2 separate regions of the Mus musculus genome follow, and region 1 is linked to region 2. Evidence: chromatin loops called from intact Hi-C (ENCODE). Cell type or tissue: gastrocnemius. All regions are shown on one strand.

Region 1 (8,000 bases), 920 kb after region 2:
TAGGGAAACCCTGTCCAAAAGGAAAAAGCAAACAAATTCTGAAAGGGAACTGTAGCTGAATCCAGCAGTTGACTAGCCAAGATAACAGCCGAGAAATGAAAAGTTAAGTAAACAAACACCCTGCTTGTGCAGACTGCTTCAACTACGGAAGGAAGATGATAATGCCTGCCAGACAGAGGACGTGGATGGAGGTCTAAGTCACAGAAGCCACTGTAAGGAGAGTACAGAAAATACCTTGATGCTCATAGGAGATGCTGCCTAAAGAAGGGGTGGGATGCAGGCCATTCATGACAAGTTGTTGGTAACTGAAAAAAAATTCTAGGATATTCTATAACAGTGAATTCAAGGCCAGCTGAGGTTAGAAAAGACCCTGTCTCATGGGGAAGGGTCGGAGGTGGGTGGGAATTAATGAATGCGGTACAAATAAATCTAGACAAATGTTACAAACTGTGGGGGTGAAAAAAGTGTGGGCATAACTATAGACCATTTCCTTTCTCTCCACTGAACCTAGGCTCCTTTGCTCTGAGTAAAATGCTTTAATCCTAGTACACTTTTTCTCAATGTAGCCTTGCTAACATGCACAAAACCTTAATTTCAAAACCCATGCTTCATAAACCAGGTATGCTAGCACATACCTGTAACTACAGCCAGGGAGGTGAAGACAGGGTGATTAGGAGTTCAATGCCAGCCAGGGGTGCAGTAGACCTTCCCTCAAAAAAAAAAAAAAATCACATGTTTCATAGGAAAGATGCTTTTTCTGTAAATCTAAAATATGCAAGGGGGGGGGGGGACCCTCAACCTCACCAATGTAGATGAAAGTCAGAAGTGCTACCTGAGAAAAGGCGAGGAAATGTCACTAACAGGGTTTCTCCTATCTTCAAAGAACAAATGATGCCTGCAGTGTCTCCACCCTCAGCCTTCTGAGACCCTAACTTAGCCTGCCTCAGGGAGGGAGTGCTAATCTAACTGCACATGTGGAGAAAGCCTAAAAGAAATGTTGAGTTCAGTGCTGCGTGATAAATTGGAGTGGTAAAGTGAATGCCACATAGTAAAATATTCTCAATTATTTGATGAGTGCAATATTTGAACAATATTAGCAGCCTTTAAAATACTTGGTTTAAACTCATATAGCACATTGGGGCAGGGAGAGAATATGAGTGTAATTCTCTCCATGGATACGTTTCACTGAAATGATACTTCATAAATTTGTTACAAATTTTTTAGGATTTAATTATTCTAAAGAGTGTGTGCGTGCTTGCATGCATGCATACATGTGTGTGTGTGTGTGTGCATGTGTGTGTACGTGTGCATGTGCGTGATGGGTGTACCATGCTGGTAGATGTCAGAAAAGGGCATCAAATCCCCTAGAACTGGACTTACAGGTGTTTGTGAGCCTATGTTTTAGGAACCAAACCCAAGTTCTCTGCAAGAGCAGCAAATACTCCTAACAGCTGAGCCACGTCTCCAGCCTATCATGCCTTTTTTTAAAAACAAGCAACCACCCCAGCACAAAGCCAGCTCTAAATAAAATGAGGAAACTAGTTTAGTTGAATAAGGCCAGCCTTCCTACCCTTGAATCTAGGAATGTGCACGATCATCTCTTATATTTGTATTTTTCTAAACATGCTTTTTAACTTTTGAAGTAGGACTATGAAAACAAAAAGAAAAGAAAAGGCTAAATGCATATATGTTTGCACAATTATGTAGGTTTTATTTTTTTGACACAGACATAACAAATAATATAAAGGTCCACATACTTGTTACCCGGTTTAACAAAAAACTATTAGAAATGCACTGGATTCTTTGTTCTCATCACAGTCCCCAAACTTCCTTCTGTCATACCCATGGGGTTCTAATGCACATCTTTGCAGTGTGCACTGTTGTTTACATGCAGGGTTTCATAGCTGTAAATATAGAACATATAAACATTTATAGACAATGGTAGACTATAAAACATGATTAAATCTAAAGTGGTAGGACAAAGCCTAAAAAGCTGACAAGATAAAAGTTACAAGGTTAGATTTAAAGAATACATGAGAGATAGCCCTTCCATAAAAGCCGTAAGAAAAACTGAGCAACTAGGCAACACTGGAAATTGTGTCTGTGTAACGGAATTTAGGGTGCTTTGGAGCCCGCCTGACACTTGTATGCCACTCTTAGAGCCACTCATTCATAATCAGCAGTATGTCCAATCTATGGCTACCTTTTCTAATGATATAGCTCTGTCCTCCTGTGGACACTGGGCAGTACTTTACTGACAGAGAAGCTGAAGCACATACCTCCTAGTTGACTGACCAGAGCAACAGGAAGTCCTTATTGATAACATTTATAACATTTCCCCCTAACTCTTATCCCAAAGTATACCAATTTCTATTGTATTTGAATAAGAACATTTAAGGCCCAGAAGGAACTAAAATTAAAGAAGTACTTTAATTCAGTGCTGTTGTTTTATGGCTGGAAAAGCTAACAGCCAGAGAAAGTTTGTTGATTTGCCTGAATTCACATGTTTGGCAATGGTAGAAGCATGAATAGAAACCAAGAGCCTTGGTGGTACCTTCAGAGACCCTCCCTCTTTAGGAGAGTTTTGAAATAACTAAGCCTATGTGTCTACAGAGACAGAGTGATCCCTGGGGAAAGCTGGACTCTGCCCACTTCAGTAGGACCGTGAACCAGGACAGCATTTGCTTCAGCTCTGACCAGAATGAAGGGTCTCGTATTTCCAGGTTCAGTGCCTCTGAAATGTTATGCTAGAACCTTCTTCCTGCCCCAGTTTGTTTATTTTTAAATGAAGCATGAACTCACCAGCCAGTGTTTGACAGAGTTTGGATGAATGTCAGCATCAGGCCACTGCAATAATGGTTTAAGATTTATATTTAAATATAATCCCATTACTTATACACTTCATTAGGCTGAGTGAATTGCTGGCTGTGGTTCAGCAAAGTTCCTACTTTAAAGATAAAGGATGGAAAGAGAATAGGAAAGGAGCCTCTTTATTCCTTGTTTTCTTTCTTATTCATCTTGCAGCTCTTAATGGACAGAAGGACAATAGTTAGCCATCTACAGCGTAACGTCTGCACTGCCGAAGCCCTCTGAACTGCTCTGCACCACCAGAACAAATTGTCCATAGCTTTAAATTTCCTATAAGTAGAAAAAGAAAGGAGTGGACTTGGAGGGGGGAGGGGGGACTAAGCTATAAAATTCTACCTTGAAACTCTGTCTGAAATGAGCTCCTGGGTCCTCAGTAATATAACCTTTCACTTGGGGTTGGAAAATACAAAAGGAAATGAGTGTAAAGATGGAGAAAATCAAATTACAACCAGCCACCATTCAGCATCTACTCTGTTTCTTTAGCTTCCGTTTCTGAACATATAGAATGACAGTTTCTCCTTACCTCTCGTGATCACACAGTGAAAAAACATTCCGAGAGGGGGGCTGAGCTAGAGTCAGTAAGGTGTGCGTTTGATTGTTTGTATGTGTATGTGTGTGCTTGAATTTTCTTTTTAACTGGGTAATTGCACTAGGCCAGAGTCCAAGGCCCATGAGCAAAGCCTTCAAAAGAGGTCTTCCTTGACTTGTGTCTCTAGCTCACATTGCCTTCCAGCCTCTGGCACACTCCTGGACCCCGATGGTCTCAGAGCTCAGGGAATATGAGGCCTTGAGGTCCTCAAAGCTTGATTTTTACAGCATGAGTCAAAGGTCATCTGCTTTCAATCACTGGCTGTGTTCATTAAACAAATACGTTCTAGACCCTCCCAAGTCCCTGTACAGGAGGACAAGAGCATAGCACATTCTGTAAGCCGAGGGTCAAGGAAGGCCTGTAGTTTGTATGTATACAAAGATCTGAGATCCATGCCCTAGTCTTTGACCTCACATGAAAAATGACTCCAGGTTTCTTCTCCTTCCCTCTCTTCCACGAGACTTGTTTCCAGTAGCCTCCTGTGAACATTGACCTCAGAAGCTTCTCTCTCTGCCCTGGTCTAGGCTGCTGGCTCCCTTGTGTCTCTTCCCATCTCTCTCCCTCAAACATCTGAATTAAGCAGCCTTCAGAAACTTTCTTGGACAAGACTTTTAGCATTTTGTTGTTTTTCCTGAGGTTTTGCTTTTATTTTTTTTGAGAGAAAAAAAAATGCTAACATGAAGTTAGCTGGGTAGTTAGCTAGGAAGGGGCTGGGAGGAATTATGAGAGGGGATCAGAATAGCTGAAAACAGATTTTAAAAATTAGGTAAAATTAAAAAATAACTATGGGAAGTTTTTCAACTATATGTGGGTTTTCTTGAACGTTCAATGTCCTTTTTACCAACAACTGCATAGGGCTGAACCTTACTATAAGTGATATAAAATTTGTGGCTTCTTGGCATATTCCTTAATGATGTAAATCCTAATAGAATATATAAAGGCAGAGAGGTCACATGTGACTCACCCCTGTTGGGTTTTATGGTTTTTTTTTTCAATGTTTATCACAGCAGGTGATCCTATCATTGCTTTGAGAGATGAAGGTTGGAAGGGGACAAGCTTCATGCCAATGTCTCCTCACAGGGTTTGGCTTATATCCTGTTTGTTTGCCCTCTGTGCACTTGAACTTGAGACTCTCTGAAATGGAAGGGAACAGGAAAACTTGGCAACAGGAGCCTATGTGCAGTCATTGCTGGATATAAACATGAACAATTGAGAGAGAAGGCGTGAGAGTGAAGCAGGCTGTCTAGTTTCCAGCCCAAAAACTATCACATGAGCTGTGGTGTTCAAGGTCAAGTGCACAGATTTTCCCCACACAGCAAAATTACCAGGAGTTTGATCAGAAGTTCTCTTATGTGCTGAATGTGACAGGCCACTTCCCTCCCATAACCCGGTTCACAAAACCAATAAAAAAAGTTCATAGCTAGTTAACTTCCAGGACCCCTTTAGCACACTTCCCTGCAGAGGAAGGCGTGTCAGCCCCAAATGATGCCATCATTCCTGTAGAGCAGGTTCCTTTTTCCTTATCTTACAGAGATGTAATATATGGGGATGTAATATATGGGGATGTAATATATGGGGAGTAACAGTGCCTAACACGGGAAAATCTGCCTGAAACGTCTCCATTGCATGACTGAACCAACTACTCTAAAGCAATCTGGATGTATTGAATGCATATATTTTGTGATATTTTGCATTGGACCAAGTATTTTTATATAAATAGTAAACACCTTCCTTAACAGTTATTACATGTTCTGAGTCCCTTAATGCTCTCAGGGGTGGCTGAAGTAATTCAGAAGAATACAGTTGATGGTATGGGTCAGTTGAAATGAAATTGAATCTTCTAAGATATATTCCTCTTGAAAGTAAATATTTATATTCTTCCAATTTAGCCAAATGACCTAAAAAGTTTTCTGTTGTAAAGCATAACATATGCAAGTAGTTCTCCAGCAAATAGAGAATAGTTGAGTATATTTAGGCTCAAAGGGAAGAAGGAAGGAAATTCCGGTATCTTGGGAGGGAAGTAAGTATTTTCATGGTCAAAGCTGCCTGCAGGATGGGTCAGATGGCTGCTGTTATTCCCTCTGTTTTTACCTTCTTTTTATTAATAAGAACAGAATTAAGACATGAAGTAAAACCATTTTGGAAAGCAATTAGACCAGATATCCCAGAATCTATATCTTAGCCCCACCCTTGTCTTTAAATAACCATCCCCTGCCATCAGATGTGACCTTTTCTTCTCTTTGTCAGCAAGGCTCTCATGTCAGCCTCGAAGTCTATTTCTGTTACCTACCTCTGCTTCAAGGGCCTTCCTGATTGGCCTGTAGTTGAGGGTGTGCAATCTTTCTGTGCCTCCAGAGTGGCTGCCTTTGCTTCTGGGTACACCATTTACCTCTTAATCCTTTTCTGTCTACTTCCCACATTGGTAGATGCTCTCTTTCCCTCACACATAGACAAGAGTGACATGGGAGCCAGCTTGTTTTTCCTTATGTGTCTCTTTTCTGTGAAACCCCAAACCTAATTTCTTGTATTCAGAATAGTACCGGAAGCTGTACCTCTCATCCTAGGGGTAGTCAGTTTGTTCTTAACAGCTACTACAAAACAAGTACAAGCATCAGAGCGACAGCAAAGCTAACCATAACAAAACAGTATACCCAGCGGCTATGGAGCCTTTAGAGAAGGGAGGCTCTGACTCAGCAGCAGTCACTTACCTGCAATGGGCCTTTAAGCGTTAAGCCCACAGATTGGTCCGCCCAGTTCTCTCCTCTTCCTGGGGTGCTGCCATGTGAGCACTCACTATCATACATGCCTGCCACCAGTTAGAACCGACTTGCACCAGACGTTCCTTGCTATAACAGACTAAAATCAGAGTCAGACCAAACCTCCGTTTCCTTGGTTGCCCCATGAGGTGTGTTGGTCACAGGCACAAGGAGCATTACTAACCCACAGAATCAGAAACAAACAGCATTTAGCTGAACCTTTTGACCATAGGTTGATCAATGTATTATCAGTCCTGTTCTGGGGTGGAAACCACAACTCTACCCTCCTAGTAATAGGAGCCGCCTAATCACTTAACAAGTATTCAGCCAGCATCCTCTTAACTTGACTTTCTTCAGCTCACCACGGGAATGGCACTGGGGTGAAGGTATTGTATGGCTGCTACATTTTCTCATCAGTATATATTTTCCTTGCTAGTTCTTATCATATTGTGAAGAAAACAAGAAAAACATTGTTAGGGAATTAGTGCAGAGTGCTATGAAATTGTTCAGAAATTGGCGCAGTTGACAGGAAGTGGCCCCGATTCTGGCTGGACAGTGCCATTTCAGCAAAGGAGCTGGCATAACACCGTGTTCACCCATAAAGTCCTTCTTGTCAAAGTGTCTTATGGAATTAACTCCTCATGCATGGATCAATAAACCTCACCAATTTGCCAATGTAATTAAGAGGTAGCAGATTAAGCATTACTAATTAAGCTCAAAGTATAATAGAATGAAGAAGGTTATTTTTGTGAATTGTGCTGCTGGAGTTTCATCAAGGATGTTGCAATTCTTATAGAGGATACTCCAGGGCAGGTTGGGAAGACAGTCTCCTCTACTTTGAGGGGAAGGAGCATTTAACCTTATGTATTTTAAGTCATTGCAAGTTTTTATAACTAAAGAGTGAACGGGGCATCAGCTGTGAGGGGCGTAGAGTGAGCCCAAGCCAGCTCCTGCATTGGAATGTAGAGCATAGCAGAGTTAGCTGTGTTCTAGCAGAGCACTTGGGATACTGAGAAGGGTCAGACAAACAACAAAGTAAGGCAGCGCTCTCTGACTTAAGCTCCAGAGATCCAGGCCCTGCAAAGAGATCAGAGAAAAGTACAAGCCCTGCCCTGGGGCCACGGGAAAGCTGACCAGCGTCAGAGAACCCCAGGATGGGCTGCATTGGACCATTTGGCCTGGGCCTAGAAAACCAGCTTATTATTCAATATTTTCAGGAAATAATAACTTGGTTCCCAATTGCTGCTGGATGGTATTAAGTAGAGAGGAGAAAAAGTTTCTTCCCACCCTCTGAAGGAGTAACACTTGCATCCATGAAGTATACTCAGAGTTGACAGATAACCAGGAGAAAGTTGAAGTTTATTAAGTACATGGGAATAGCCCAAGACAGGAAAGTGACTACCCAAGGAAACTCCTTTACCCGTCTCTTAGAGGATGAACAAGCTACTAAAGAGTAATTACTAAAGAGTAATGAACTCTTAGAAAAATAGAGCCTAGCCTATGGTCAGCTGTGGGGCTCTGTTCAATTCCAGTCTCTATTCCTTTGATAATGTTTGTATTCCCTGGTTAGTGAGATTCCCAGGGAAGCAACCCATGACAGTTGTCTTCCTTTTGGACTTAGTCAAATAAACTAACCAGAAGAAGATGGACCTGCACTTTAGAGAGAAAGAAGGAGGTGGACACTGTGGCCTTTAAGTGTCCAGTCTCTTTCTTCTACTCAAAGTCTACAGCATATCAAAGGATCATAATTTGGGACATTATTTCCTAAGGCCCATCCCTGGCAGCTT
Region 2 (8,000 bases):
TCTCCATCAACAAAGCCCAAGCACACAGGAGGGCAGACTGCTCTTTGGAATCACCCCCTCTCAAAAGATTCACTTCTCTGTCAGCCAAATGGTCTCAGCAGGTTCCACAACTCCCTAGGGTGGGGGCTAACTCTGGAGCTGAATGCTACTTCCTTCCAGACACTGCAGATAGGAAAGCCCTACCCCATTCAGCTGGCTTGGACAAATCACTCTTCCCTCTCCCGCTCATCATTGGACCACATCTTTATAACGGCCAGGATTCACTATAAAGGAAACTGAGGCTCCCAAAACAAGCTCTTGCCCAAGATCTCAAAACAATTCTCCAATAAAGTCCTATGCAAACAACCCCAAGGAGAGTCAGACCGGCAAGGACAGCTGAACCAGAATGGGTTTCCCTCTAATGCCGGGTCCAGCCTCAGTAATCCCCAACTGAGACGTAAACTAACCCATCCATGCATCCTTTCCCTCCCTGGGGCACTTTCCTAGTGTGCTTTGAATAAGGCAGCTTCAAGTAAGGAGTTTCCAGTGGGAAGGAAGAGAGACAGAAAGAGAGAGGGAGAGAGAATCTGAGAGTCGAGGGGAAAAGAGCACTAGAGCCAATGCTCCTTTCTTTCCCTTTGGGGAGGGGAGTGGAGTGGCAGCCGCGCTAGCCTGTTCACACACACCCGCACAAACCCCAGCCCTGATGCCAGGCAAGCTTGCGCAGACTCGCTCGCCGCACCTAGCTGTACCTGTCTTCCTGGGACCGCCCACCCCCTGGCGATCGGCTGGCACTGCTGCCCATCCACTTCGAAGCCAGGGAAGTTTCGGCCGGGGCCGAGTGGTAGGACTGTAACAACTAATTTGGTTACATTCAAATAAATGTTTTCCTGCACCTCCGTAGCTAGCATTGTGTGTGTCTTTTTTTTTTTCTTTTCCTGTTATTCTGTCAAAGTAGGGGGCCACCAGGGGAATGGTACAGCCCTCTCATTCCCGGAACGTAGTCGATCTCGGCTCTAAGGATTTCACAGAACACTCCTGCCCAGCGCGGTCTCCAACGAGAAGTAACTTTCCAGGAAGCCGCGGCCTGACAGCCCAGCCCCGGATCGCTGGCTGCACAAAGCTGACCGGGGACAGAGCACCCTTTTCCCCTAAATCCGCTGTCTACAGGGGTTCCGGGTTCCAGACCTGAGTCTACTCTGTCCCTATCCCTGCCCCCAGCAAGCTAAAAGCCGCAGAGAGCAGAGTCCAAGAGTCTGGAGACAGTCAGAGGCTCGCTTCAGGATTTCTATTTTGCCCTATTCTGGCAACTGAGTGTGCTAGGGTTCGTTTGCTTTTGTTTTGTTATTGTTTGTCTTAGGGTCTTGATGTTATTTCTTGGGTTTTCTTTCTGTCTTCCCGCTTGCTACCTCCTTCCCTGCTTTAGAAGGGAATGGGTAGATAAGAAATTAAGGCCAAAAAGATTGTGTCCTGGGACTAAGAGTCTCCATCCTTGGAGAAACCTGGCCGAATTGGGGCGCGAGGGGTGGGGAGTGGGGGAGGACTAAACCTGGAAAAAAAAGTAAACTGAAAACCCCTTCAGTCTACGTCGGCAAGAAAGGGGAGATTTCCGCCCAACCTTCTTTAGAGTTGGAGCTACCAGACTGAAGCCAGACGTGCTCCGGAATTCAGTGTCTTATTTTCCTGAAACCGTGGAGACTGGGTAACAGGGCCCACCCCAGAGAAACCTCTGACACACAGCAGGGTTGCCTCGCCTTCCCAGAAATGAACTCCGTGTGGCCACCCCCTAAGTGCTCTCGGTAGCCTTGTGCCTTTGGGGAGGTCTGCACAACCTCCATCCAGTCCTAAAAGTAACGGGTAGCATCGTTACACTGCACATCCCTTCAGTGATGGAGGCGGGATCAGATTCGCAACCCAGAGACGGGGTCTGTCTGGTTCCCTGTTTTGTGGTTTCCTTTTCCTTCGGTATGAATTAACGGTGACAAAGGTAATTTTATATGGGACAGGAATGAATATCCTAGGAGTTACCATTCTCACTTACTGGACTTCTGTCTAACGCTAGAGGGAGCTCTCCATCAAGGCTTGAAACCATAGCCGGCTGCTCGCCCCGCCCCTCCTTCCCATTGACCTAGTTTGGCCAGGGTCTGGATTTGGAGAACGCTTTTCCACTTCTCTCTACCCAGGATGGTTGTTGGGTTATTGGTAGTCTAATAACTTCAATAGCTCTCCGAAAAATCTAAAGAGGGTTCATAAAATGTAAATCACTGTCCAAGGAGTTTGAAGGCGGGAGGAGGGTAGGGATGACGCGTTGAAACATGCCCCTGAGCTCCAGCAGGAGCGCTCTTTCCCAACAGGGTGCTCAGGTCTAGCCAGCCTCTTCTGGCGAAAATGGGTAGAGTCAAAGTGTTGCTTCTGTTCTGGAGGTAGGGAAGGACAATATTGTTGCTCTTGCCTCTGGGCGGGAATGACACAGAGATAAAAAGAGAAGTTGATAGTGCGATGGATCCGCAGCTGCGTGAGCTAACCAGAGGACTTTGTGTCCTGACTTTCATTTCTGTTACGTGTCCTGCCTCAGAGCTCTTGCTAGCCTACAAGCTTCGAGGAAATGCAATAAAATAAAGGGATGTGTTTTATCATCAAGAGCTGAAGAGCTGAAGGGACGCTCCCCACGAGCCTGGTCGAGACAGCCTCCAGAAGGTCTGCTGACAATGCCAGCAAACCATGTCCTTCAGAAGAGATCTCTTCCCTCATCCTGACCGGACTGAGATCGGCGTTGGGGTGGGCGGGGTACTGTGGGGCAGGAAAGAGAGGCATCATCTCCCCAAGCAAACAATGCTTTTTTAAATTCGATCTAGACAGAAGTCAGCTAAGGTCTTTATTCACGTTAATGAAGATGGAAGGCACTAACTGTCCTTGGAAAGCGATGAGTCAAACTTGACCGCGCTTCAGACACGTCCCCAGATTCGTTTCCAACCCGAACAGAGGCGCATTTCTCCGCGGCGGCCTGGGACAACTCCCGCAGTGATAGAAGATGAACTGGATTCCTCCCGGCCCCGGCGGGGGGTTGGGGGGAGGGGGCGGGGGAGACAGCTGTGTCTCTGCGATGAGGACGCCACTAGAGGCCGCCAGTGCGTCGGTGCAACCGGGCCATCTCGGTTAAGAGCTTTGAGGGGAAAAACAAAAAACAAAAACAAACAAACAAACAAACAAAAAAAACCCCAAAACCTACGGAGGAGATGGGCTACAAATTCTCAAAGAATAAAGCTCTGCTTATTCACAACCCCTACAGACACGCGCGCGCGCGCGCACACACACACACACACAGCTAATTTCTCCCCAGGCCACTAAGTAAAGAATAAACTGGGTGAAAAGAGAGTGAGTCCGGAGTTCAAACTTACAGAAAGCCAGTGCACAACCCCAAGGAGACCAAGTAGTTTCTGGCCACTCAACTCCCAGAACAAGCACCACAGCTTAGAGATGCCCCACCTGCTCACACCTCTGTCACCTTTCCATGTCCATTGTCAAAACCTTTAAGCTAAGACTGGGAGGGGGCAGTTTCCAATGTGCACTGGATACTCCAGTGACCCAAGATTAAACTGCTCTCCCCTTCTCTTAGATAGACTGGAATGAACTCCCTTGGTGAATTCTTTGGAGTTCAGAAACTTACTGTCAGGCCCTATGCCACAATTGCAATGAAGTTTAAATCTTAAAGCTCCTGAGAGTTTGGGTGCAATCTTTCCGCTACTAAAGTTCTCTGTGGAGAGGCCACAAATATCCTTAAAGAAAGTACTGTTTCTCAGTTGACATAGATACTGATGGCTGAGCCACGGTGTATGTCGACGTCGTGGGAATATGATTTTCATCTGTCTCGTCAAAACATTGGAAGTCGGATGCTGTCTTCATTGGACAATGCCCTTCTCCTCCTCAGTCCTAGCGTCTGACCAGGATCCAGACAACACCGCTTCGGGCGCAAACCTTGAGCGTGACCTACCACTAGGTGGCGGACTCAGTCCATTCAAGAATCACCCTGTTAGCATCGCCTTCTACACTCGGCACCCCTGACCACCGTGGTTTTGTCTCTCTTGGGGGTGGGGGGAAGTTGCTTCCAAAACTGAAGTCGGAACACATTTAGTTGAGTAGATGTAATTCCGTTCTTCCGATGCTCATGACTCTAGCTAACACCGTACGGCGTCAGGAGCCGTATATTATTTGGTTATTTGTTCCTTTCTTCCTCTCCTCAAAGCTGGCTACACATTCTTTCAAAAAGAACCACACCTGAAAGTATTAAGAGAGACTCGTGCCAAAGAGAGAGACAGTGAGAGGGGGAGGGCGGGAGAGAGAAGGAGGGGAGCAAAAATCGGGAATAACCCCATGGTTCATACCCACAGAGGAAGTGGGGACCAGAGGTCAGCCCTTTCACTCACTGAGCAAAGCGGGTGCGGAACAGAACAGAATATGGCCTTTGGAGGTGCTACTGGTCCGTATCGGGAAGCAGGAAGGGTTGGGAGGAGCAAAAAGAAGCTAACCAGCAGAGCTAGTATGCAGAGTCGCCTGTCGCTGCTGCGGTCCCACTTGTTGCGCAGTGTAGGAAACCGGCACGCGCCTCGCTACTTTGTCTCTCACAACCCAGCCTATGCTGTTCCCTGCGGTCCACAAACCTCTCCCCCATCACTTCGACACAAGCCACCACGGCCCCCGGGGAAACTACAACACTTTCAGTTCTACGGTTTTACACACACACACACACACACACACACTCCTCTTTAGCTCAGAGTCAGACCGTCAATCTACTGCGGTACCTGAAGTCAAGTCTGAGAGGAAAATAGCTACATCAATCCAGAGAAGTCGCAGATAAGCCCCACCTCTATCCCACCTCATCTCCACTCCTGAAAGGGTGTCCCTTGAATTATGGGAAGGACATCGCCTGGTAGGACACCATTCTAGTTTGGAAAACAACGTGTCTCTATCTTATTTGAAAGATTAACTGCAAAGTATTGATTTTAAAAGTTTCCTCTCTCTCTCTCTCTCTCTCTCTCTCTCTCTCTCTCTCTCTCTCAGGGTTAGGGGTAAGCACATTAGGCTTATTTCACAATTATTTTTCAAATATTTGACTTTTACCAATAGTTTTACTCACCAAGGGGTGGCGCTGCCGCACTACCTCCCCTGAAACTTAAGTTTTTGGGTTTTTGTTTTTTGGTTTTTGGTTGTTTTTTTTTTTTTTTTCACAACCGAGGGGGATATCCCCAGCAGGGGACAGAGGGAAGGAAAGATTTTGACATCTAGTCATGGCTCAACCCATAACTGGAACTCCTCGGGGCTCAGCAAACGACAACTTAGAAATTTAGGATGCCATTCCTGACCACCAAGGCCAGAATAAATTAGTCTTTTCAAGAAAACACTCTGGTAAACCCTTCAAACCTGAGGTGAGGAAGAGAGTATTTAGTGAATACCCGTTTCCTGGTTGTCTCTGCTCAAGTCACTTGGTTGTCTTGAACAGCATCTAACCTTACTGTCACTACCAACAGATCTTTAAAATCATCCAATGCCTGGAAGTATTAGAAAAGAAAATCTTCCAAATAGGATGCTGGAAACTTCTATTTATAAACTAGGGGGTGGGGGAGTGGGGGTGGGGTGGGGAGGTGTCCATCTACAGCTTTCTATTTTGGCTTCAGGACTCAACTGCAGTCATTTTAGCAAGAGAAATGTCCATCTCCTGGTGTTTTCTCTCCATTTCCTCTCCCCCCACCCCCCCGGGACAAATATCTTTCCTTCTTTTATTAAAATCGGTATATAAAGAAGAATACAATTTCACCTAACTCCTTTGAGCTCAAGTTTGCTACCTCCAGGAATAGCATGTGGACTAGGGCCAGATGAACTTCAACTTGGTCTGCAGGCTTATGAGGTCCTGCTCAAGTGCCTGCCAAAGGCACTTGGTAGTAAATTGTGAGCAAAATAGATACCTGTCTCTGGATGGATCACGCTGCCCCCTCCCCTATTTTAAAGTTGTTTATTACACACACACACACACACACACACTCACACACACACATACTCACACCACACACCTCGCAAAGAAAAAGGGAAACCAGCGAACTGCAGAGGAAGCCAGAGGCATAGCTCAGAGCCACAAACTGTATTTCTAAACAGTCTCCTCTCTCTCTCTCTCTCCTTCTCTCTCTCTCCTCTCTCTCTCCTTCTCTCTCTCTCCCCCCTTCCATTCCTTGCTCTTTTCTTTTTTTTGTGGATAGTAATATACACTGGCATTGCAATATTTTCCTATGAGAACTATACAATGTTTGAAGGGGAAAAAGAGATAAAATTACTTCTTAGGGAGTGGGGTGCGATGCTTGTCAAGGACCCTGTAACTGCTTCTGAGTTCCAGCGCCGGGCTTGAGGTCATTTCTCACTACCCCTAGCACAAAAACTAAATTTCTATGGGAGGGAGCGCAACACAGAGATTATTTATTTTACTGTTAAAATAATATTGTTTGGTGCTGTTGTTTTTCATAGGGGACCTTTAAAACTCATTTTTGCAACACTAGCTCCATCTCTCGCCAGGGTTCCAATAACGCGGTATTATACAGGCAACGCAACCCGCAGTTCTCAAGACATTTAACGTTCACTGTTTCCGGCAGGGGTGGCCTCCAGCTCCCACTGCCCCCCAGGCAGCCCATTTCCTAGGTTCCAACTCTCAACCCACTCCCTCCCCGGGCCGCCGCCGCCGCTTTTCCCCATTCCTACTCCCTCCCTTGAGGAGAGCCACAGGTTGCAAATCCAACCAACCTCGCAATCTGTTTTTGCAAAATCACTCACAAAGATCTCCCTATCGCACCCGCTCCTCCCGTCCGGGGTCCCCCAGCAGGAATCACAAAGTACCCCTTCTTCCCTCCCTGATCTTGCAAATCAGGAACGCAGGCTGGGGCTCTGTTTTTCTTCCTTCTCCCAAAATAAGGACCTTGGGAATCTGAAGAGTGGCTATCGCTATACCCAGGGCCACTTTTTTTTTTTTTTTTTTTTTTAAACACAGCTTGCACCAAGGGGGAAAAATGAAATTAAATTTAGGAAAGGGAGGGAACTACCGCTGAGAGCCAACGCAGTCACGCAGCACCCAAAATACAAACACCGCGGCCGCCAGAAATCCCGCCACCTCTCCGGAGCTCCGGGCTGGCTGGCCAAGACCCCCCCGGGTCCCGCACGCTGAAAGCGCCGCAGGTGCAAAAAAAACAAAAAACAAAAAACAAAAAAACCGCGCACCCCTCTCCCACCCTCCCCCAAAATCCCTGTCCCGCCTTCAAGCCTCCTTCCTCGGGCTGGGCAGACCGAGCGCACCCGGGTTCCCGACTGCCTCGACTCCAACCAAGAAAGAGTAATTTTCAAAGTATTCAACGTCCCCGCCCCCCGTGCAAGCGAAGCCTTCCCAAAACACTGTCTCTCCTTGGGAAGATCACGGCTCTCAAAGGAAACTGCAGACACGATACTTCATCTGGCTTTATGACCAAAAAGAAAAGGGAAAATAAAACAACCAGCCGAGGAGTTGGCTTGCATTCCCCCCGCTGACTCCCGGCTCGGGTGCAAGGCAGGGACTGTGCGGGGCCGGGGCCGGGGCCGGGGCCGGTGGACGGCCGCCAACGCGGGCACCGGGAGAACTGAGCGGGGAGGGAGGCAGCGGCGGGGAAGGCAGTTTGCAAGCGAGCAGAGAAAGCAAGCCAAGCCGCGCGAAGCCGGCGGGGCCGCCGCGGTCCGCCCTCCCAGGCCGCGCAACCCAGCGCCCGCCGCCCCGCGCCCCTGCGTCTCCAAACACCGAAACAACACCGGGCAGGGCGGCACAGCCTCCCCGAGGCGGCCGAGGCGCTCCAAGACAGCAAAAAAAAAAAAAAAAAAAAAAAAAAAAGAAGAAGAAGAAGAAGAAGAAGAAGAAGAAGAAGAATACGTATGCGAAAAGCTAGATCCTACAGTGGGAGAGACGTGGGGCTGATCTTCGGCATTTATTTTAACACCTGACAGCTAGAATCAATAAATAG

The links. Hi-C counts contacts between places; a loop is a spot of excess contacts. Peaks named below come from ENCODE experiments on the same cell type or tissue, not always from the same donor. Only the 100,000 strongest peaks of a DNase experiment are listed, where the experiment ranks them.
Region 1: a loop joins it to region 2, with 4 times the contacts of the local background. A loop is called at or near these places in 11 of 42 quality-filtered maps.

What each region holds. Positions count from the first base shown.
Region 1 is chr16:24,897,733-24,905,732 of GRCm38, forward strand. All of the region lies in intron 10 of Lpp (LIM domain containing preferred translocation partner in lipoma), which reads left to right. Among named protein-coding and RNA genes, the nearest start is that of Gm22672, 18 kb to the left of the region's middle. In gastrocnemius, no CTCF peak of the experiment used is centred here; no DNase peak of the experiment used is centred here; H3K27ac peaks cover 5,412 bases.
Region 2 is chr16:23,980,394-23,988,393 of GRCm38, forward strand. All of the region lies in intron 1 of Bcl6 (B cell leukemia/lymphoma 6), which reads right to left. Gm31527 (a long non-coding RNA gene) reads left to right here and starts at 7,874. Exons shown (of 2, transcript XR_384770.3): 1 at 7,874-8,000. In gastrocnemius, CTCF peaks have their summits at 2,067, 3,102 (motif pointing right), 3,974 (motif pointing right), 5,132 and 1 weaker place; DNase peaks (open chromatin) are centred at 65, 747, 1,089, 1,787 and 10 more places; H3K4me3 peaks cover 8,000 bases; H3K27ac peaks cover 8,000 bases.